Linked DNA regions of Mus musculus: regions 2 and 3 are each linked to region 1. Evidence: chromatin loops called from intact Hi-C (ENCODE). Cell type or tissue: heart. All regions are shown on one strand. Region 1 overlaps Tmem178 (transmembrane protein 178). Region 2 overlaps Map4k3 (mitogen-activated protein kinase kinase kinase kinase 3). Region 3 overlaps C230072F16Rik (RIKEN cDNA C230072F16 gene).

Evidence for each region. A loop is a pair of places that touch in the nucleus more often than their neighbours do. Peaks named below come from ENCODE experiments on the same cell type or tissue, not always from the same donor. Only the 100,000 strongest peaks of a DNase experiment are listed, where the experiment ranks them.
Region 2: a loop joins it to region 1, with 6 times the contacts of the local background. A loop is called at or near these places in 8 of 42 quality-filtered maps.
Region 3: it touches region 1 in a loop (2.1-fold over the local background); 6 of 42 quality-filtered maps call a loop at or near these places.

What each region holds. Positions count from the first base shown.
Region 1 is chr17:80,979,052-80,987,051 of GRCm38, reverse strand. Tmem178 (transmembrane protein 178) reads right to left here. Exons shown (of 4, transcript NM_026516.2): 2 at 759-872. Among named protein-coding and RNA genes, the nearest start is that of Tmem178, 38 kb to the right of the region's middle. In heart, CTCF peaks have their summits at 4,430 (motif pointing right) and 5,766 (motif pointing right); a DNase peak (open chromatin) is centred at 4,481; H3K27ac peaks cover 1,018 bases.
Region 2 is chr17:80,679,248-80,687,247 of GRCm38, reverse strand. It overlaps Map4k3 (mitogen-activated protein kinase kinase kinase kinase 3), which reads left to right. Exons shown (of 34, transcript NM_001290345.1): 2 at 6,323-6,380. Among named protein-coding and RNA genes, the nearest start is that of Map4k3, 45 kb to the left of the region's middle. In heart, a CTCF peak has its summit at 3,202 (motif pointing left); no DNase peak of the experiment used is centred here; H3K27ac peaks cover 360 bases.
Region 3 is chr17:80,929,901-80,937,900 of GRCm38, reverse strand. C230072F16Rik (RIKEN cDNA C230072F16 gene) reads right to left here. Exons shown (of 6, transcript NR_131127.1): 5 at 5,570-5,942; 6 at 4,454-4,959. Among named protein-coding and RNA genes, the nearest start is that of Tmem178, 11 kb to the left of the region's middle. In heart, no CTCF peak of the experiment used is centred here; a DNase peak (open chromatin) is centred at 4,360; H3K4me3 peaks cover 771 bases; H3K27ac peaks cover 2,274 bases.

The DNA of each region.
Region 1 (8,000 bases):
AGCTGTCCGATTTTATCCAGACTTTCGCATTTCCTTGACAGTGAAAAGGAGCGGTTCTTTCCACGAAGATGCCGAGGAAAGGAACTCTCTCTTACCTCTGAGAAAGCTATGTCATATACTCACAAAGATATTTCAGCAAAGATGCAATGATCTGAGCTAAACACGGCAGCTAAAATAAATGTTATATAAGAAAAGCAAAAATGAGAGCAACTAAGGAATAGTGTTGAGGTCAAGTCCGTATACCTGCTAACTTTGTTTTTAAAAAGAGATTGGGATGGGTTAGGAAGAGGAAGATGGCTTAAAGCACAAACACTGCTTCTGTTTATCTGAACTTGGTTCCCAGGACCCAGGTTGGGTGGCTCTCAACCACTTGTCACACCAGCTTCAGGGACATCTAGAGGTACTTCTGACCTCTAAGGGCACCTGAACTCTACTGCATAAATTCCCCTCACAATACACATAATTAAAAATTAAACTTACAAAAACAAAACCGAAAACAACCCAAAGTTCCGTTACCTGAAGTTAGTTAACATTGCTACTTGGGTAGACGGCCACTTGGTCCGGTCATGTACTTTAACGCCTGGTTTTTCTCACACTTGAATTATAAACACGCGGTGTTTACAGATTAGCAAATGGATGCCTGGGGTGTCTGACCCAGTTCACTTGAGCCCAGAGGGTGCATAAGATAAACACTTTCCTATCCAAACGCAAGCGAGTGGTGTGGAATCTTTGTCTAATTCTTTCCCAGGAATACTTACGAAGCAGGTGCCATTCATCTTGCTGGATTGTCTTGGTTAAATTGAAAGGAATGTTTCTTAAGCGGATTGGCTGAGAAAAGTGGTACTTGATTGCTGTGCATCGCTGTGCAATACCTTGGAAAAAAAAGAAGAAATGAGATTTACTAGCCTCTTCATTTGTAATAGAATTCTGGAGCCCAAGGCAGAATAATTTATCCTAAACCAGGTTGAATGGGGAAGGAGCAGGGAATCTCATGATTACTGTCATTAACAGAGGCGACTCATGGCAGCGAAAACCAAAAGCTTGGAATAGAGTTTTAAAATCACATTCCATTTTATATGCATTTATATATATATATGTATAATCACTAAATGCTTTTCAACACTGAGTTCATATGACTTAAGCACATAACTATTGAGGGAGGGGGTAGATGTGCTCAAATGTACAAACGGTTGAAGAAAACCAGCTTAGAATTCTAAATGGATGCCTGAACACCCTGTTTGAATTTAATCTAGTTTCAAACTCTCAATTAAGTTTTTCCCAAAAATTCATTAGTGTATGTGTTATTTGGAAGCTAGAAGACATTTTTTCCTTAGACAACTTTGACACGGTGGTTTAGGAAGTAATTATAATTGATGAACATAAGTTTACTTAGTCTTCCAAGAGGCTGTGTCATCCCTTAATATCACTGACTTGAACTATGATTTTTTTTCTTCCCCTCAGCTGGTGGCATAGCTGGTCCCATATATGATACCGCTATGTGTAGCCATGGGGTCGTGTGCACCCCTCATCCTCTGTACCCAGTGCTCCTATTGACTGGCCTTGGTGTCTATTCTTCCCTTCTAGTCTTCCGAATTCTATGAACAGCATCTACCGTCTCTTAAAACTCAGCAACAAACAAAACATACTTCTCTGGGTCAGTCATCTTGGCCAGTTGTCTGGATAAATGCATCTCATTAAACTGACCTTAGAAACAGTGTGTGTGTGTGTGTGTGTGTGTGTGTGTGTGTGTGTGTGTGTGTGTGTGTTGTAGCCCTTTAACTGCAGCAGCTGTTAACTAGAGAATACTCACAGATGCCAATTAATTTCTAGTGGATAGGCAAACTCCCAAAAAGTAAAAAGACAAAGTGGATTTAAAAAAAAATCATAAAGCAAAAGGAGATTAATCTTATAGAAATAAATACTTGGCAAACCTGCCAAACACTAACTAATATTAAATAGGACATAAAATATCCTAGGAAGACACAAACTCAAAGGCTAACTCAAGGCAATAGGTGAGCTATTCTGACTGTATCTATAACAAGATAAGGGATGGAGTTAGTAATTAGCTTAGTGAGACCAGCCCTGTGAGGTAAAGCCCAAGACTTGGCTGATGAGTTTTACCAAATGTTTAAACAAGAATCAGCACTCCCTCTGACTCTTCAAAAACCAAACAGAAGTGGAGGAAACACTTCCCAACTGGATCTGAAATCAAGACATCACAAGAAAGAAAACTATATAATATCTTGTGTTTGTGCCTTGGGTGTCAGTCCTCAGGTCTCTCTGCCATTTTTACCCACCCACACTCTTTTTTCTTTCTTCCTCTCTCTCTCTCTCTCTCTCTCTCTCTCTCTCTCTCTCTCTCTCTCTCTCTCTCTCTCTTTGAGACAGGACCTCTCACTGGCCTGGAACTCACTAATAGACTAGGTAGTCTGACCAGTCAGTAAGTCTTTAGAGATGAACCTGTTCCCAGTTTCCAAGTGCTGGGAGCATAACCTTTACCATCCCATCCAGCTTGGATCTCAATCTCCCCCCGACTCCCCGCCCCTGCCCTGGTCCTTTAAAAAAACAAACAGACAAACAAAAAATATCATGGGTTCTGCAGATCAAAATTGTGTCCTCTTACACAACTCCAGGAAAATATGCCACTTTCTTTGATATTTTCTATGCAAAAACTGTTCCCAATACTAGCAATCTGAACTCAGCAACATGTAAAAAGCCATGCACCATGACCAGATGAGACACATGTCGGGAATACAAATGGGTTCACTAGACAAAGTTCAGTTTATGCAGAATACCATGTATGGACCAGAAGACAGAGATGACCTGATCATCCCAATTACACATAAAAATTATCTAACAAAACCTCCGTGAGGGATGGGGAAACGGCTCAGCAGGCCAAGGGCTTGCCCCATCAGCATGATGGCTGGAGTTCAGATCCTCAACACCTACATAAATACTGGCTGGGCGTGGCAGCCCATCCTAGTCCCAGGAGAAGCCCAGAGAGAGAGAAGGTCCCCAGAGCAAGCTGACTAGCTGATCTGTTGGAACAGGCACGTTCAAGTATGGTGCTCTGCCTCAGTATCTCAGATGCAGAGTAATTTATGTGGATGGCCAACATCAAGCCCTGGTTTCTACCCGCATCCACATATACTTGTTCCTCCACAAGGGGAGATAGAGATATACCAATACACCACACACATACACATATAAAAGTAATCCAATTGACATTCACCAACGACCCCAGGAATAATTATTCCACTAAACAAAAAATGTCTGAAGTTCAGAGGTTGAGGAATTAGCCTAGGCCACAGTACAACGACATAAGCAAGTCTTAATGTGTGTGTGGTTAGACAAACTGAATTCTTTAACTTTTAGAAACTGGTGCTAATTCTACAGATTTCTACAGTTATTGCTATTCTAAAGTAAAACGGTCAATTCGATATGAAAAATCGATTTTTTTTCCAATTCAGTACCAACGTGAGCACTTTTGGAAACAAAGCTGCTTCCTGGCAGAGGGCTGTGTCTGTCTCCATTTTCCACACCTGTCGATACATTTCATTTGGGGATTAGACCAGCTACATGGCTGACTCCATGGCTTCCCCACCTGCATCTCTTAGAAGCTGCCTCATGCTGGTGAAGAGGTACGGAATTGGGAAAACAAAACAAAAACCAGCTTTCTCAGACTCAGAGATGGTTTGCCTAGAACGACTTCTGCACTTAAGACACTGTGTGCTCCCTTAAACTACTCTAAACATCCCTGGGACTGATTCTCTCCTCTGTGCCTTCATAGTACCACGCAGTCCCCCAGGAGGCAGGGCTACAGGAAGAGGGCAATCGCCTGGCCGGTGCTCTGCTGGAGTGAGACCCGAGGCTAGCAGCGCAGACATCACCAGACACACTTCATATCCCTTGGATCTTAGTCTAATTGCCAAGGACGCTGATCGAGCATCAGAAGGTGGAAAGAGAGGGAGCAGATCTGACGAGCAGCACTCAAAAGTCTCAAAGATCAGAGGTCTGGTGGGGAAGCTCTGATATCCTAAGCTCGGTATACAAGAAAATGTCCTATGTTCCCAGTGCTCCACTCCTGGGGAAAAAATGATCAGAGAGACTCCGGACTTTGGAGAAAGAGTGTGTGAAGGACGGATCCGAGGCCAGCCACAAGACTTCCGATCTCCTTCTCTTTAATACGTGTTCTACCGCCACAGCACAAAGTGAGACAGATTTGAAGAGGAAAGTGTAATTATCAGGGTTTGGCTTCCCACATCCCAAGCATTAAGCCAATAAAAACGACACAGAAAAAGACCTGCTGGTGCTGGGTGGCTCACCAAAGCTATTGACTCAGAAAGAAAGACATGGACGGACAGTCTACATGGGTGAGCATGAATTCCCTGTGGTGATGGTAAGGAGTGATACCGGCAAAATCCACTAGGAGGCGTTAGACCCCAGTGCTCTCAAAGCCACACAAGCAAACTCTGAAATCAACCTTGCTTTCTGGGCTCAGAAAGGACGAATCTGGCGCTCTGCAAAGGAGCACAGAAAGCATGAGCTCATAGCACCAGATGGCATCGCACAATGAGGGGAAAAAGCATGCAGGGGGCTGAAAAGAACAAGCCGTGGTCTATATTTGGTGAATAATTAGCTTCTTACAGGGCCAAGTAAAGCCACTTTAAGGATGCTAAAAAACCATAGAATAAGATATATAAATAAATACATCCTACTGGATGAGGAATGGAGCCTTTGGTCTGGTGAATCGTTGCTGTTTCTACTGCTGACAATAGTGAACTAGCCCCACAGCTAGTGAGTCGCGGGGACACACGGGGAGGTTAAATAAGGGAGAGACATAGCAAGTATGAGATACTACAAAACTCACAGTAATTCAACACTGAGACGTCATTCAGGCTTCGAACCTGGGCAGAGAGACAGGACGTGGGTTTGAATTACAGCTGTGTAAACTTAGCAAATCCTTTAACCTGCGCCTGAGTTCCCTCTCTTATAAAAGCAGAGGTCTGATGGCATAGACTCTGTAGGGTTATTGTGAAGGGCTTAGCCCTTTATAAACCTCAATGCTGGACTGTGAGTCATCTCTTGGCAAATGCTCACATTCATTAGACAGAACCACTGCCCCATACCAGGAGGCTGGACCCTAAATGGCCATCGCAGATTAGCTCATGTGTACAAAGGGATAAACAGAACCATGCAACAGTTGCCCGGGGCAGTGATCCAACCACTGGTCCCTCTTGCCTGTCCACTCCTGTCTTCTGTGCAAGACTCCCAGCACTGGGCTCCTGCAGAGATTGCCAACTAACGTCGATATCACTCTTCTCTCAGACAGCAGGCCACATGTGTGCCACCGCTGGTCTAATCTGCTTTGTGATCACGTACGGTGTCTGGGGCCTCAGTAATCCCTGAGAGGTCTGGAGAGATGGGCTCAGAGATAGGTTCGGTGGCTAAAAACACGGGCTGCTTTTACAGAGAACCTGGGTTTGATTCCAAGCACCCATGTGGTGACACATAGTCATGTATAAAACCACTTCCAAACGATCTAGTAGCCTCTTTTGGTCTCTGAGAGCACCAGGCACACACATGGAATACAGAGAAACATATAGGCAAGACACATACACATAAAATCCTTCCTTTAAAAAATAAGTTAAATGTAATTTGAAGTCATCTTCCTGTATTTTGCAGTATCATGTTATATTGCTTTTTACTTTTTTTAAGATTTGTGTGCTTTTATTTATGTGTATGATTGTGTTGCCTACACAAATGTATGTGCACTATGTGTCTACTGCCCAGGAAGGCCAGAAGGGGGAACCAGATATCCTGGAACTTCAGTTACTGGTGTGGTGAGCCATGGCCTGGGTTCTGGGTTCTGGATTCTCTGGAAGAGCAGTATGGGGCCATCTCTCCTGCCCCCACTATATTTTTTACAACTCTCATTTTGAGAGAGGATCTCTTTACATAGGCCTGGTTGGCCTGGAGCTTGCTGTTAGACCAGGCTGGCCTCTGCCTTCCAAGTGCTAGGATTACAGTTATGTGCCACTATTCCCAGCTTACGTGGGATTTAAATTAGTGGCTGTGAGAGTTTTACTTGCCATAATAGATGCATTTATTTAAAAATAAAGTGCTTGGCACATATAAGCATTATGTACTTATTTATTACATAGCTTTAGTGTTCGGCCAATATGCCAACTTTCCAATTTTGACAACTGAGAGAGAGAGAGAGAGAGAGAGAGAGAGAGAGAGAGAGAGAGAGAGAGATCTCATACTCCCTCAGTGCATGATATTAGGGTTTCTGTGTATCATATCACACCGTGAGAACGTGTGAATGGCTTCCCATTGACTGGAATCTCTGTAGCCCTACCTTACTGACCCTGAGAATAATTCCCAGAGGCCACTTCTGTCCTTAAAAGTATTCCATGGCAGTGCTGTGCCTGTTTCCATGACCCTCCTATTCCTACGGTGCTTGCCTTCAATTCTTCCCAAACTCAGTTCTGTCTTCTTGAGCTCATGCCTTGGTTGCCGAGTTCTGACTTTGGTCTTTTCTGGTGGGTCAGAGAGTCACCCTCTCCGCTCATGACTCAACTCCCTTATAAGCAGACGCTATGGCTTCTTTGTCAGAGCGCGGCATCTCTCAGATAAGTCTGGAAAGGGTAAAATAACAGCAAGGCCTCCGACACTTGAGAGCCTCTCGATGGCAGGTCACGACAGTATGCACTCTTCCTAAAACACTTAAGGGTCACTTGGAATTCCATAAGTGGCCCATGGGCAGAAAGTAAAGGACTCTTTGTTTCTTTAAAGCTCTGCCAGCACACACCCCAGTTTAAAGGGGGAGATCGGCCCTAGGGTTACAGGTCAGGGCAGCGGCTATGTTCTTGTCAGAGAGACTTCATCTCAGAGGGAAGCAGGTGTTAAGCAGATGAAAGAAATGTCCCCTTGTCGCTCCCTTTATCAAGAGCTGACTTGAATTGAATAAGCCAAGTGCAGTAAACTGGGCAGCTTCTACTGACTAGAAGAGCCTTGGCCAGCTGCAAGCACCTTCCGAGGGCAAACCCGTCCAGTCTACGTACTGAAAGGAGGATACGCAAGCTGAAGGGGTAAATATGAGTAGGATTGTCCAGAGGGAAGAGATGCCACGTGCTACACAATTCCAAACTTCCTAAGAGTCATATTAAAAAGTAAACAGGGGAATTGACTTTATTGTTATGTATAGACATATAAGCATAGCATTTTGATCTTCTGTGTGTAATTTGTTTATTTCTATTTGAGGTGTATTGGTGTTTGAGCTGCATGTGTGTCTGTGTGAGGGCATCAGACCCCCTGGAACTGGAGTTGCAGGCAGTTGTGAGCTGCCACGTGGGTGCTGGGAACTGAAAAGTCAATGTTCTTAACCGCTCATCCATCTCTTCAGCCACAATTTTGCTTTTTTTTATTTTTTTAATACAGAATCTCATATAGCCCAAGGATGGACAGAACTCCTGACTCTCCTGTTTTCACCTCCCAAGTGCTGGGTGGGACGACAGGCACACAAGACCGTGTCTAGTTCTATGTGGAGGGGGATCAAGCCTGGAGCTTTGTGAATGTTAGGAACATATCTACCAACTGAAGTATATTCCCATTTAATATTTTAAACATATAATCGACACTTTGAAACTTCTTAATGCCATTTTGATGTATTCTTCGGTCAGGAAGTCTCTCTCTCTCTCTCTCTCTCTCTCTCTCTCTCTCTCTCTCTCTCTTGCTCTCGCTCTCGCTCTCTCTCTCTCTTTTAGAGGAGTTTTGGTTCAGGTGCTCAGCATCCTGTGTGGCTGACAGTCATCACTGCAGCGAGAGGTGAGAGGTGCACAGTGCTGGACCGTTTAGAATTAAGTGCCCAAACAAGGATAGCCCTGTGCAAAAGTGGAGGGTGTCCTTCAGGTTGGGGTGGCAGTTGACCACTGGCATAGGGCATTCGGGTCTAATGCTTCTTTAGCATTGTGTTGCATTGTGTCTACAGTAAAAGT
Region 2 (8,000 bases), 300 kb after region 1:
TTAGGAGGAATCTTAGGAATAAATAGTCTCTTCTATCTTGTTTTTGCAGAGTAGAGGGGTCAGGAAAAGGATCCAGTGGCCATTGCTTGCTCAGATCCACCCTGCGGCTTATTGCAATCTTAGCTGTCATTTCACACCCCATTTCCATGTCCACAGTGAACATCCTCTTCTACAGGATAAGTGTTGAAAGCTCTAGGTGCTCAGTACCCAGCAAGGGTCAGTTTTTACAACGATGGTTGTCTAACTGTGGTACCTGGCCTGCCCCGGGTGTTGGTGATTCCTCTTGATTGGGCTGCTTACTTACCTGTATTCCAATGTGCAGAGGACGCTCCTCATACCTGAGCGTGCTCAGCAGTGTGAAGTCAGCTCAGGAAAACAACTTTTCTATACTAGTCTAATCTGTCTGAAAGCCTCCCCATGGCTCATTCAGACAAAATCTCAAGCAGATCTGAAATCAAGAATTTTCAATGGGCTGGAGAGACGGCTCAGCTGTTAAAAGCTAGGGTCACAATCAAAAATATAAGAATTTTCAAGAGCGTTTGTAGACTGAGATTATTTCTAAATCTGTAGGATTCTCATCAGGCCCTCTTCAGTTTGAGAAAGATTACCTAGGGTCTGCGGGAGTGTGGGGGTGTTAGGAAGTGCCGAAGTGAAAATAGGTTAAGGGGACAGAGTCAGGATAACCTAAGCCTAGCTCTTAAGCTTAGGACCTAGTGATATGAGGTCTGGGATCTAGGCCCAGGACTGGGCGCTGTGGTAGAAGTGTGGCTGGTGCTGAGGAACCACAACTTGTTTGGTTTGGCCAGAGCATAAAGTAAAACTTTGGGAGTAACTAGGCAGATAGGTGGGGGCCAGATAATAAAGGGTTTTATTGAAGTTAAAAATACTGTGTTTCACAACTTCATATTCACATGCACAAGAATGAAATTGGAAACTCCCTATGGTGCAACATCATACAGAAAGTTACTAAAAGTGGATCATTGACCTTAATGTACGGGTGGAAAGTAAAGCCTGTTGGCAAAGAGCTCTGGCATGCTAGCTTTCTCAACCGTCGAGAAACACAGAGGGACAAAACAAGCCACGTTGGACTTCATCAAAATAAATACATTAATGCATCAAGGAGATGAAGGCGGGCACTAAGGTGTAGCCCCAAGCTGATGTGCTTGCCTGCTAGGCCAGTGAGACGGGAGGGGAAATGAGAAGAGCTCCTAATGGGAGAGAAAGTGTGCATGGTGTGCAGATTAAGGTCTAAACTTCTGGTGGTGTTTTAAGTGGATGCGCTAGGAGTGATGACGCACACCTGTAACTGGGTTCTAGAGGCGGGTGGGCATCCCCATGGGAGAGCCAAAGGAAAACACAAAGTAACAGAGTTCCAAGGCTATGGGGAACTGAAGCAGAATGTGTTAGTTGAGATAGTACAAGACACTAGAGCTGCTTTGGAAAACAATTTGGCAGCTCTTCAAACAACTTTTCCATTCTAGTGATCCATCTTCAAAGTCATGGGCCTGGAATATTATACAGCCCAGCATTTTTTAGTACATTTAAGGTCTGTATTTGAGAGAATTAGAAACAGGTTTACCCAGACATTTATATGGTTTCATATATAGTAGTAAGTAGTATTTATAACACACGAATATGAAAAGAACCCATGTGTTATGTGTACTGTTCTTGTCACTCTGAGCAAACACCTGAAAAGAAGCACCTTGAGGGGAAGAGGGAAGCTTTATTTTGGCTCCCGGTTAGATGGGGCGTGAATCCTCACGGCTGCGAATGGCTGCGAAGGGAGCTCCATCGTGTTGGAAGTGTGGACCTGCGAATCCTCTTGGCATGCCTCAGAACAGCAGGGATGCTCAGCCGGCTTCCCCCTCCCCTGAGTCTGGGCTGGGGCCTCAGCCCATGGGATGATGCCGGCTACAGTCGCCGGTGGTCTTCTTCCTCACTTATAATCTCTGCAAGCACAGATATGCCCAGAAACGTGTTTCCTCAGGGACCCTAGGCCAGTTGAGTTGACACTGAGGATTAACTACCTCCTTCTGTATCCTTCAGCGATGAGTAGAAAGCCCGACTGTATTTCTCTGCAACGTGATAGTATTTGTGAATAAGAACATTCTGAGTAGCAGGAGCACTAACCAGTGACCCCGTGTTGCTCAGTTCCATTTAGTGAAACATCCATACTACTCAAGACCCCAGGGACGGGAGAGTGGGAATGATCGCTGTGGGCTTAGGGGCTTGCTTTTGTTTTGGTGCTGTGGTGAAATATTCTAAAATTCAGCAGTGATGGTGCTCCACTAACTAATCTATGAAGTGGCCGCAGTGAGGTCCTCAGTGAAAGGGAAACTGCTGTGGAGTCCTCTGAGGGCTGTCAACAAACAGCAAGGTGTAATGCTCATGGCAGGCCACTTCAGTGTCTGCTTTTAAGAAGTATGAAAATTCTATTGCAATACTGACTTTGGTTTTTTTTTTTTAAAGTTCATACATGCTAATATCTTGGAATGTTAGCCTTGCTCATTTGAAAACTAAATTGCTTGAGCTGAATCAAAACTGATAAATCCAGAATAAATATTTGAGATATTATTGACTTAATCCTGAAATAAGTGATTTTTTTTTTTAAAGATAGGGTTTTGCTACATAGTCTTGATTGGCATTGCACTCTCGTACTGCCTCGGCATCTTAGTTACTAAAATCCCATGTCTGCAGCTACCAGTGTGCCACACAATCATAATGCATTCAAAACTCCATGGTTTCTGATGAGAAAAGGCTCTGAAATAGAAGTCCCCTGACTTCCTTTGGACCTCTACCCCGCCCTCACAGAGTATTACCAAGTAAGATACACTGAGTTGCACTGCAGAAAGCAGGAGGAGGGGGAGCTCTTAAGCCGCCTGGCTCCGGCCACTGGAAAGAGAGCACCAGAAGTTAATTATTCATCCCAGAGAGACTGGGGTTTGGAACTGATACCTTATAGCAAGTTTTTGACAGACCTTTTGAATTAATAAGTCAAAGAGTAGTGACAGACCCTCTGAAAGCATAGTGACTAGTGGCTTATTTCACCTGCTCACTAGGAGTTTACTGTCATGATTTCTCAGCTGAATATGGCTAATGAGAGCTCTGAGTAAATCAGCTCTTAGCCAAGTATTTTGAGTGCAGCAGCCATTTTGAAAGGACATTTGTGACTTTGTCCATGAAGAGTGTGCCCTCCTGTGGCCTCTGGGAACAAATTTTCAGCTCTGATCAATCAGCTTCACGTTGTGATGTCACACAGTGGAGTCACCATACCTCTTTTCAGTAAACAAGTGAGACTTTTGAACAGGTCTGATTAGAGATTCACTGAGTCAGGAAGTAGCATCCGGTTTTATTTTCGATGCCCAGTGTTTCCCCCAGGTCACCATGTCCCTGTTTGCAGATGCTCCACAGTGACATTCCAGGTTCATTGTTTATGTGATGTCTCATCCTGGAGAAAGGAACAGAATTTACTCAGTGCTGTTGGGGGGTTTGTCACACTTAAAAGAAAGGAACTTTGGCTAGAAGTACTCAGATCTGTTTTCCATTGTCTCCATATGGGCATCGTGAGTATTTGTTAGTGATGAAGATTATAAGTTGAAGAATTTTTAAAAACTTTTTTATATGTATATTTGCCTTATGTTTGTGTTGTATGTGCCTGGTGCCCATGGGGGCCAGGAGAGGGCATTGAATCCCCTGGAATAGGAATGGTGGAGAGCCGTCATGAGGGTGCTGGAAAAGCATCCGGTGCTTTTAACCGCTTCACCATCTCCTTCAGCCCTAAAGATAAGATTTTTAAATGAGTTTTCCCTGCATTTTTTAAATTTTTAACTTTCTATAGGGAATATATTAGTTACTTTCCTACTGCTTTGTTAAAACACTGTGATGTAAGGAACTTAGAGAAGAAAGTGTTTATTGGATTGGCTTTTCCAGAGCGTTGGAGTTCATGAGGAGGGAGCGAAGGCATGGGGTAGAAACAGCTGAGAGACCGTGAGCAGGAGGCACTGAGGGCACTGGAGATGACCGGAGGCTTTGAAACCTCAGCCTCCCCCACCCATGACACATTCTCCAACAAGGTCATTCCTCGTCACCCTTCCCAGACAGCCAACTGGGGACCAAGTATTCAAACAACTTAGGCTTACAGTGGGGTGGGAATCACACTCAGATACCACAAAAAGAATCTTTTGGATTTAAAAAAAAAATTAAGGCAGAGTCTCACTTTGTAACCTTGGCTGACCTGGAACTAACTTTGTAAACCAGGCTAGCCTTGAACTCGTGTCAACCGACACACCTGCCTCTCCCTCTCATCAAATGAAGTGCTAGGATTAAAGGTCTGTGCCACCACGATGACTCTAAAAAAGTAGTGTGTGGCATATGTATAATGTGTGTTTGTGCATGTTTGTGTGTGTTGAGGTCAGAAGTTGGCATCAGTGTCACCTATCAACTGCCAACATACTTTCTGGAGCAGAGATCATCCGGATGCTGGGATGACAGGCATGTGTAGCCATACTCGATACCTGTGCCCTGCTTTTCTGTGGCTGCCGAGGACTTAGACTCAGACCCTATTGCCTGTTCAGCAAGCACATTACCACGGGAACCTTCTCCCGGCCCTGGGAGAGTCTTAAGTGCATATTTTTAGTAAGAGCTTAACTTTTTTTTCTGCTTTCTTGTGTACTTCCCTAGTTTGCTTACGTGTGTTAGTGGAGGGAAGGAGTATATTTGTTGGTGTGTGAATGCTGCATATGCACGCCTTTGTGTATGGGGACTCAGGTGTGTGCAGGTGTTGAGAGGACATGTATGCAGATGTGTTCAGAGACCCAAGTTTGACGGCTGGAGGCATCTTCAGTGCTCTCATCTTACACGTCGAGGCAGGGTCCCTAACTGAGTCCAGAGCTAGCTGCTCCTGCTGTCTCTGTAGCCAGCTTGCTGTGGGGGTTCCCTGCCTGGGCCTCCAGAGAGCTGGGTTTTACATGAATCTTGGGAAGCTGAATTCCATTCTGACCCCCAACTTCAGCACAACAAGTGTTTTACCCGTGAGCCCCCTCCCCAGTCCCTCTGCTGGTATTTTAATGCCCTGGTACTCCCATGTTAATTGTCAGATTTTCCCCATCTATTACTAAGGGAGGACTGCAGCTAAATCTAATCCTGGCCATATGATAAGATCTTCCTATAATCGTGGGATTGCTTATGTTTTTCCCTTTAGACTGATATAAAAATTAATTAAATGTAAACACTAAAATACTTTGAAAATTCTTATCCAGTTTTATAGCATCTTAAATTGTTAAAGATTTACTGCCATTTTTTTAAAATCAAGTTCATAGATATTTTCTACTTAGATAAACAGTTGTAAACACTCATAGTCTAATATCTGATTGATTTTTGAGGCAGAAGGCAGGGTTGTGTAGCTCAAGATGGTCTCTAATTTTGAACAGTCTTCCTGACTCTTCCTAAGTGCTAGGATTGGCAGGCATGCCCTCATACCCAGCTTATGAATTGGCTAGCTTCTGTCTGTCCATCCCTCCCTTTTTAGATTAAAGATGTCATATAGCCCAGGCTATCCTTCAATTTCTGTAGTAACTGAGGATTATCTTGAACTTCGGATTTTCCTGTCTCCACCAGTGGATTATAGTGCTGTGGTTAAAGATGTGTGCCATCATGCCTGGTTTTACTAAGTTGGGGGTAGAACTCAGGGCTTCAGGCTGCCGTGCAAGTATTCCACCAATTGAGCCAAATCCCCAGCTCCATGAATCGATTTTTAAATTAATTTTATTTTTCATGAGTGGCTTATTTTGAATACATTGATTTTATTGGCAACATGTGGATTTGAAGTGACATAAGGGGGCTGCTTTCATAGTTAGATTCTAATTAAAGATTTCAGGCCAATCCCCTCTGTAGTTCTCCCAGCCTTTGCATGAAGAGCTCTGTAGTGTAATGCTTGGAGGAATTCACTAGGAAGTCTGGAGAAGACTTCCTGGCTTTGAGTCCCAGTGCTTCCACGTAGCCAGTGGTATGACCAAGCAGGCTTTTCACTTCGTTTTTCTTATTTGCAACACGGAACAGGACTGGTTTTTACCTTACAGGTCCTGTAAGAATCAAGTGAGTATCAAGCCACTTAGAACAGTGCCCAGTTAGTGTGGCAGTAAGTTTACACTTAGTGCTGGGATTCATTATGAAGGACTTGGTGCTGGCTGGCTGTAAATTAGATTGTAAATTTAATTATAATGTAAATTAGATACTTTAAAAATATTTATGATTGAAAATAAACAATAAACTGATAAGCTTATTATAGCTTTTTTTTTCATGATCTTTCCTCTTCTTCTTTTAGGCACGGAATGTCAACACTGGAGAATTAGCAGCAATTAAAGTGATAAAATTGGAACCAGGTAAATTATTTGAAATTTGATGTTTTTTATTGCTAGAAAGTCATTGTATATCATAGAGTAATTTTTTTATAGTTCATTTTTAAAAAATGGTCTTTGTAGTTCAGGTTGATCTTAAACTATTGATCTTCATACCCCAGCATCCTACGTCCTGCAATTGTAGGCATGCCTGGCTAATGCTTATTTTGATGTTTGATTACCATTCGCTGGTTTGCTCAGTGTCTCTCCTTCCTTCTTCCTCTCTGAGCCCAGCATGGGCTTTGCTCAGGTTTTCCTAGAGAAATGGTTGGTAGCTCTGGGATGGAGAGTAGGTCCGCAGGGGATGTGACATCAGAACTCCCCAGACTAACTGTGGCAAGTTTATACTAGCTTACTTATTTCCAGATGACATTGCTCTGTTATGAGAGGCAAGTGTGGTCCAGTGGGAAAGACCGGCCTACATTTGGGAAGCTGTAGTCTGGGTGTTTGTGTCCTGTCCTCTTGCTCTGTGTCCTGAGTTTCTCAACAGACCTCACCAGCTCTTAGCACCTGTGTGTCATTATATCTAAATAGTCCTTCCGACTTGATCAGCCCATTATAAAGCCTCTCAGAGCTGTCTGCTCTACTCTGTTCTCCTTTGTGTTCCCCTAAAACCTCCATCTTCCTGAGCCTACTGCTCTCTCATATCCTCCTCTGAACCACCTCGCTCTCTCCTTGCTACAGTAAGCAAGCCATCACGCTGATGGGTAGATGCAGCCCCCAGTACTTTAGGTTTTAGCTTCAGGGGGAACAGAAATCTATTCAGAGACACAGAGACTTTCTTTTTTTTTTTTTTTTTTAGGGATGGGCCAGCTTTTCTCTGAATGACCAATAATATTCTAGATGCTTCAGGCTGAAATATAAAGTAACATTCTGAGCTGCAAAACCAGACCACCTTCTGTTAGAGTTGCCCTACCCTTGACTTAGCTCATTGGTAAATTCCTTAGAAGTACCATTAAGATGGAACTTGGAGGATGTGTTGCTTGCTTGTGTAAACCACAGGAAAATACCATGAGCACAGAACACATTTTCAGTTAGATGCAGTTACTGATTCCCTATACTGTAATTACCTTCCAATATCGCCAGTAGGAATTGTTTGTTTCTCTACTATTCAGTTTGTAAGACCGATGTTTGATGTTGGTGAAATCCGGACAACAGTGGAGGATCTGGCACGTTCACCAGACCTTTTATTTTTCATCAGTGAGTAGAAGTTACTTGGTGATCTGGCCAGGAGTCCCAAGTCACCAGGACTTAACGTCATTCTCCCACATAGGCTGCCTGTCTTCACAGACTTCTACGACTCTGAGGGAATGAGCCTGCTAAGGTTGTACCCTCGCTCTTTCATATTTCCACATTTTAATAAAACATTTTCTCAGCTCTGAGCTAAAGTCCTGGCACAGAATCTACTCAGTATATCTTAAAATCTCCTTAAAAATCAAACTAGAAACTTAGAAAGCTGTCATGCACTCAGTTGTTTTCTGATATGTGTACTGGGTGACTTGTGATTTATTTATTGGTCTTCAACATTGCTGTGTATTAGAAGATGCGCAGTTACAGAAAGACAAGGAAGCCGTTCCTTTCTACTACTCCCCTGTCGTTGTTCCT
Region 3 (8,000 bases), 49 kb after region 1:
AGCAGCCTGGGGCGAGGGTGTGGCTTGATGGTAGAATGTTTTCTTGATGCGGGCAAAGCCCTGGGTATGTTCCCAAGCAGAGGGAGTAAGGAGAATTTAGAGTAGAGATTTAAATTAGCAATATCAACATATAGGTACAAACTGCCTATTGACTGTTAAATTCATAAGACTAGATGAGATTGCTCAAGGGAAGAACGGCATGAAAAAGCTGAGAGACTGGAGTCAGGGATCTGAGACCCTGGAAAATAGAGAGCTTCGTTAGAAGAGAAGACTCCACGCCTCTGTGAAGTGGGGATAAGAGTAGGGTCCTCCTTAAGGATGCTAGAAGAATCTAAAGGAGACAAAGCAGTTAGAGACACAGCGGGTGTGAAGCTGACGCAGAGCAAGTGCTCAGCATAACTGACAGCGTGTTCTCCTGCTTATCATTTATCATCGGCAACAACAAGCTCTGGAGACTGCTCGCTCTTGCTGCTCACAATCCTGTGGTCAGAACATGACCCTTCTTCCAAGGACCGGGCCCTAATGAGAAAGCACAAAGGCCCGGTTTAAAACCCCCCAAAACATAAATTGCCTGTGAGATGATATGCATCCAAACTATGAGGAACCATTACACTCTTTCAATAGCCTATTTGTTATGGGCCCATAAAGAAGGTGGTTAATGCAGTTTTGTGAACAGCATAAATGAGCTGCTGGAGCCTGATAAGGTGTCTTCACCTTCCCAGGTCTTTAGAGTGGATGAGCTGGAAAGGCCTGGGCGTGAAATGACTGCCCACAGCTGCTGCATCTTACAGGCACAAATCATGGGTGAGTGTATCTGAACTATTTTTTTTTCTTGAATAAGGGATAGAGAAGCTCTCAGAGGACAAGGGGACATTAAGTCAGCCTTGAACAACACCTGTATAAGGAAAGAGAAAAAAACTACCCTCCTCTTTTATTTGTTCGTTATTTATTTATTTATTTATTCACTTTATATCACAATCACTGCCCCCTTCCAGTCACCCCCTCACACAATCCTTCCTCCTATTACCCTCTCCCCTCCTCCTCTGATTGGGTGGGATATGTTTCCCCACCCCCTCCCCCTTTTAAGAAGAGCATGAGAAAGGACAAGGATTCAGACACAGTCCAGACTGAATGACACATCTCCTAGAAGGCTGAAAACACCGCTGCTCAAGTCATGAGGAACATAAACACCGCCGGCATGAGCTGGGTCAACATTCCTGATTCTCAGGGCCAAGATCTGGAGATAAAGATTGAGTCAAATTCGAATCAACAGGATCACATAAGCATTTGTCCCCACCTGTGAGAGCAAGGTCACACCCTGGACAGCTCTGTTTTCGTCTTCAATTCTTGTTTTGGATAAATCTCTTGAAAAAACTGGACGATTCCATGTATTCATTAGCTTGGGTGTGGATAGCTATCAACGGCTGGATGCTGGGGGGGGGGGGGGGAAATAGCTCAGGGTGTGATCTATCCAGCACAGCACTCAGTGTGCCAGGATAAATCAGGCACTGCGGAGTGCGAGCATCTGATGCGCACAGTGCTTGGAGAGCCATGCTGTCCTCCTGGAAGGAGTCACCGGTTTGGCAGCCCTTGACACACGATCTTCATGGTCACACCTGAGCCCCTGTAATGAATGGGCACCACATGGCACTGATGGTCACTCAAGGAGAGACTGGGATGAAAGCTTGGGGACAAATGACCACTTCACCTCCTACTACAGGATGGAGATGGGCAGGACCTTGTCAGGGTCAGATTTATGAGGCTGATTAAGGGGGGGGGGGGCGAGGGGAACGCATCAGTGACCAAAAAGGAATCCAAGTAGGTGGCGTTGATGTATGAGCCCCATCTGCCTAATTTATTAGGTGTCGGCATCAACCTGCTTGTGAAGGAGAGCCTTGGATGGTGTGAGTGGCAAGCCAGAGAGAAGGCTGGCAGTGAGGGAGATGCCTCTTAGTGTTTTCCAGCCAAGGCACTTTGTGCTTGTGGAAATCCCAATACCACAGAAAGTGGTTCTCTCCTAGAAAACCCTACAATTAGCCAAAAGAAATTCCTAAAGTTTCTACTGATGAAGTTTAGTCACAAATAAGAAAGGTTACTGCTGGGTGTTCAGGAAAATTATTTAATTACTCTTTTTTTTTTTTCACCCATGGAGGTCTGGCTGGCTGGCCTCACCTTGGAATTTATGGGAAATTATTAGTTTTTCTGGTCTTACTTGGCGGCTTACAATTTTTCTGTAGCAACCACATTTCTCCAAAAGCCTGGGCTTTCTTTTTCCCAGTAAAATGAGAATTTAAAATGGTCTTCATGGCTGCATGAAATTAGATTTATAGGGCTCGTTTTTAATGTAGCTTTAATTACATCTTATTATTTAAAATAATTTTAAAATTTCAATATATTTTGATCATATTCTTCACTTCACCTGTCCTTTTAGATCCTCTTCCCCTTCCTTACCCACCCAACTTTAAAGTTCCTGTTCAAAAAACAAACAAAAACTCAACACAGCAGAGCCCCTCAAAACCAAGAAAACAAGGTAAAAACCATACCACAAAAGAGAAAAAAAAAAAGGATCTGCCAAAGCATAGCCAAAGAAAATACACACAAAAAAATAATAATTGTGGAGTCCAGTTATGTGCTGGTCAGCCGACATGGAACGTGAGGCCTGTTCTGGAATGGTTGATACACCCAGTGTTATTTTGTCGGAGAAAACTGATTTTTCCCTCTCCTGTCCCCAGCAGGTATAAGTGACAGTTCAGTTGTTAACCTTTATGCTAAGTTTTCATTTATTCATTCATTCATTCATTCATTCATTCATTCACTTCTTAATATAACAAAATAAAATATAATAAGATAAAACGAATATAATAAGATACATTAAAGTTGGGCAAGACAAACCAACAGAAGGAAAAAAGCACAAGAAGCAGAAGAGTCAGAGACCCTCTTGTTTGCACACTCAAGCACCCATAAAACACTTAACCTGGAAGCTCCAGTATATAGGCAGAGGACCTGATGCCGAGCTGGGCTCACTTTTAAATGTGGTCATTGGTAGCAGCAACAGTAACCCAGATATGGAATCCTTAAGAGTGATTGGGGGATTGACCAAGAATAGAGCCAAGATTGAGATTAAGGCCATCTGTGATTCCTGGGATCTGGAAGGGGATTTGGAGAAGAAATTGTTCTTAAAGCTGAGGACAGCGACATGATAATACCAAGTACTACCAGATCGAGGCATCTTAGCAGTGGGTTGTCTGTCTGTAAAACTGTAAGACAGATAAAAGCTGCTCCAAGGTGCAATGGACCGAGAGACAGGCACAGGTCAGAGTAGTTGATGCAAACATGCTCTATCCTGATTCAACATGGGCCTGGGTATTAATTAATTAATTTTTATTTATTTATTCATGTTTGAATTTTTGACATAGCACCTAATGCAGCCCAGGCTTCCCTTGGGCTCACTATTGTCTGAAGATCGCCTTGAAATCTTGATCCTCTTGCCTCTGCCTCCAAAGCACTGAGATTGTTGGCACACACCACCACACCTGTCTTAGGTTTGGATATGGAAAGATCGTCTTGGCTTATGCTCAGCAGAATAGTTATTCCCATAACTTCTCTGATTTTGCTGACCACCTTTCATCCGCTGTCATGGAGTTTTTATAGCTTTATAGATAATACTTAGCATTTATTGGTCATATGCTATTTGGTAGGGGCTGGCAATATTTTATATGTGGGGTGTTTTTTTTTTTTCTTTAATACTTTCCACAACTTCTAGTCATAGTAGCAGCATTGTTGTTAGGATCCCAGTCTTCCCAGTGAGGAACCTGGAGAAGCAGAGTTGAGCACCTTGCTCAGGTCATTCTTTACTGGCAGAGCCACTGCGTCCAGTCTGCATGGTGGGACTTCAGGGTCTGTACTTGTGCAGGCTGTTTGTTTAGTTCATAGGCAATTGACAGGTTTTAGACCAGGATAGAGGTAGCCTGTCAGATGGCGACAAGCGTGTGGTTTCTGGGGAGGTCTTGAAAGTGAAACCAAAAGAATTTCCAATGTGACAACAAAAAGGAAGGGTGACAATAGAGTCAGCAGACAAAGCACAGGCTGCTGGAGGCGAGTGGAAGTGTGGACCACGTCAGGAGCTCAGACAGAGTGCACTATGAGTTCTACTAGCTGCGAGATACCGACAGTAAGGAAGCCATGGGATGTGCAAGCAGAGAGTTAAAGGAAGAAGTTCAGGCTAAAGATAGAAACTCGGAACCAAGAGAATCCAAATATAGATGAGGCTTCAACCATGAGACTGCATGATGTCAGCCAGAGAGTAAGCCTTGACAGGAAAGGTCAAGGACTGAGACATGGAAAATCACCATCTATTGGAGTCTAGGGAAGCACAAGGAGGCAAAAGGACATGGCCAGAGAGATGCAAGAGTTCAGAGTCCCAAGAGCGAGCCAAGAGAAGCAAGTGTTTCAGGACAGAAGGGATTCATCAGCCCCCGAAGTCAGTGACTGCGACTCGTTGACCAAGACAAGAGCTGGGACTTCAGAGTGGGCCTTGGCAGTGCAGATGTCGCTGGAAGCTTCACTGTAAGGGTTTCCTTGGTAGTGGGGTGTGAGCTTGCCTGGAGTAGACCTGAGGAAGACTAGGAGGAGGGAGAAAATGTGAATAGAGTGTTTTTGTTCAGAAGAAGAATAAGTGGGGAGGGAGTGACATGGAAATAAGGTACAGTATGTTTTGATGAGGCGTGGCGTGTGTGTGCTCACTAACAGGAATGACTAATGAGGAAAATAAAACACAAAAGGAACAGAGGTTTTGGTGGGTTTTTTGTTTTGGTTTTGGTCTTTGGGGGATTTTTTTGTTTTGTTTTGTTTTTTTGTCTTTGCCTTTGTCTTGTTTTGTTCTGCTTTGTTTTCAAGCTGGACAAAGTTGGTGTGTTGATAGCAGTCAGGATCTGGGCCAGGTGTTTCCAGGTTCTTGGCCTGAAATCAAAGTCCACACAGATTACAAAATAGTGAGGAGACTTCATTCAAGAGAAGCAACAGAACAGAATATACTGCAAGAGGACGGTGGGCCGCATGTATGGAGATACTCAAGGCTCCAAGTACTGTTTGGGGCTTCTTTTTGTAGGATACACAAGAGGAGGGAGCTTTGGTGCTAGGCGTGTAATCAAGTGATTCCCTATTTTGACTGTCAGCTTGGATCACATTAACAGTTGTTCACTGTGAGCCATTCTTCCCTTAATCCATCTGACGTTAATATGTACACCCTATTATTGGTAGGTATTAGATAGCTAATAAAAGATTTCCTTTAAAAATTTACTGAAAGACACAGTTTTGCCTTGTACTCCAATACAGTCTGTGCCAGATCTGCTCTCATACCCTCCATATTCAGAGGTATGTTTGTATACATAGTACTTACAGGAAGTAGTGCCTGATACATTATTAGAAGATGGGTGTGCATAGCCCAAGCCAAATGGATCACTGGTTGCTAGTCTGTTCCCTAGTCGCACATCTCACATATGCAAGCAAGAAGGAAAAGAATCTGCTAGACAAATGGAAAGACTGTCATGAGTGTGTACAACGTTGTCACCTGTAGGAATGGTCAAAAAGAGCTGCGGACACAGCAGGAGAAGCAGGGATATGAACAACTGTGATAGTTTGGTTGGCATTGCAGAAGTTCTTTGCTGCTCGGTATTTCTCAGGTGATGGTAATGTGTCAAGAGGATGGGGAAGTCATGAACAGAGGTGGCTGTAGACATGCTGCTGGGTCCCAGGTGAATGGGAGCACGTTGGTGGCGAGGGAGAAGAATTTCATTCATGGTCAGTGGGCACCACGGTCCAGCAAGGATAGAGGACTTTTGGTGAAGAATCTTGGATAAAACGGCAACAGGTTGATTCAGAACCCATGGTCTTTAAAATGCCATCAAGATATTAAGCAATGGGGGAAAGAGCTGCAGCACCATCTACGGAAAAAAAAGAAAGAAGGTGATTACTGTAGCCTTGGTGACAACGAAAATGATAACAGTGCACCCAGAGTCATTTGGGCATGAGTAAGAGGACTCATAAGGACAGCACAGATGCAAAAGAAGAGATGACACAGGCATTGTGACATTGTGACACTGGGTAAATCAAAGGGGAAAGGAGTCAGGTGGACACTGAAGATCCGATGCTTAGGCCAAGATAGCTAAAGCAATGACAGAGCTCTCTTAATGAAAAGATAGAGTTATGTAGATGGGTAGGCAAACAAGCCAAGCAGGAGAACAGCTTACAAGACTGAGGCCCTGGCCATCGAGACTTAGAGGACAGAATGATGTCTATGCAGAAATGTTCACTGGGTGGTGCCCACGAGAGACAGAGGTGGTGGAAGAACAAGAAATTAGATGTGAGGAGTCAGGAGAGCCACGGGAACTCCAGGTGTGGGACTTCATGGTGAACTGAAAGAATTACAGGGGAGCTCGCTCAGCAGCCAGTGGAAAAGAGACTAAAACAGACATTAAGCCTTTGGATTCTGAGGGGTAAATAAAACGTGAGGAAAAAAATATAGGTAGCATGTGTTGGAACTCCAGCAATGAAGGCAGAGGAAGCCTTGTCCAGGTGCAAAGGACAGAAAAAGTAAAGGCCATTTTGTGGATTTTTCTGTCATGTTGATTGTTTGTTTGTTTTCTTCAATGTTGAGGACCAAAGCCAGGCTATCGTGCTTCATGCATAAGCGCTCTATCACTGAGCTAAGCCCCACTCTCCTAAGATAGAGGAAACCCATGTATGTTTGAAGAAGAGGCATAGAGAAAATGACACCAAGCTTATGTATAGCAAATTAACCTTATAATTTGAATAACAAAAATTAAGACGTTGCTAGTATTATTATTGCTTGCCTATAAACTGATTTGATATCCAATCAATCAGACAGCTTTAAAAGAAAAATCTATGGGGAGTTATTAGCTCCTAAGGAGATGGAAAAGTCAGGTCTAATTTAAAAACCTTGTGCTTCAGTTACAATATCAGCTGTGTGGCTGGGGTGGGATCCAGTAATTGCCAGTCTCCTCCACGATCCAAGAACATATTCCCTTACATGGCAATAACTTGGTCAGTAAAATGCTTACTGCCCAAAGCACGAGGATCAGAGTTCAATCTCAGGGCCACGTTAAAATGCTAGGGGTGGTGGCACACGTGTGTAATCTCAGTATTGAAAAGGTAGAGGCAAGTGGATGGCTGAGGCTTGCTGGCCAGCTAGCCTAGGTGCATTGGTGATCCCTAGACTGTGAGAGATCCGGTCTCAAAACACAGGATGGGTCTTGACTGAGAAACAGCTGAAGTTGACCTCTGGGTATATCTCAATCCCCAACCCCCAACCCTGACACCATGCAACCCATAAATGTTCACATATATGAATGCGTATATGCACAGGCACGCACTTTAAGCAGTAAAACTAAAAGTTCAGGAGTTGGCTGAAATGAGAGATTATCCTTAATTATATACATATATCTGATTTAATCAATGTGCAATCTTATAACCATAGGATTTTTTTTCCTGCCATAATCTGGAAAAGAGAGCAGGATGACAACAAAGAGACAGACAGAGAGCCACAGTGTTAGTGGCCTTGAAGGAAGAAGCTGGCATGAGCTACAGAATGCAGGCTAACCTCTAGAAGGCAGAAGGAACATGGAACCCATTTTCCCCAGGTCTCCAGAAGGAACCCATCTGAAATCCCTTGCCTTCATGCCAAAGGCCCTAATTTTGGACTTCTGATCTACAGAAATACAATGTGATAACTTGTATTAAGTGGCTAAGTTACTAGTAATTTGTTGTGGCAGCTTTAGAAACAAACTGGCTATTAAGCTGCTTCTATTTTCAGACAGGACCACCCCCACTCCACCCCATCCAGTTCACCACGCCCTTCCCTCCTCCATGACCCCTCAGTGTACTGAATGAATTCCAAGAGATTCCAAAATTGAAATCTTTCACACAAAAGGGTATGCACTGTATCTCAGAGCTGGAGAGTGACTGTGAGATCTGCGCTTTGA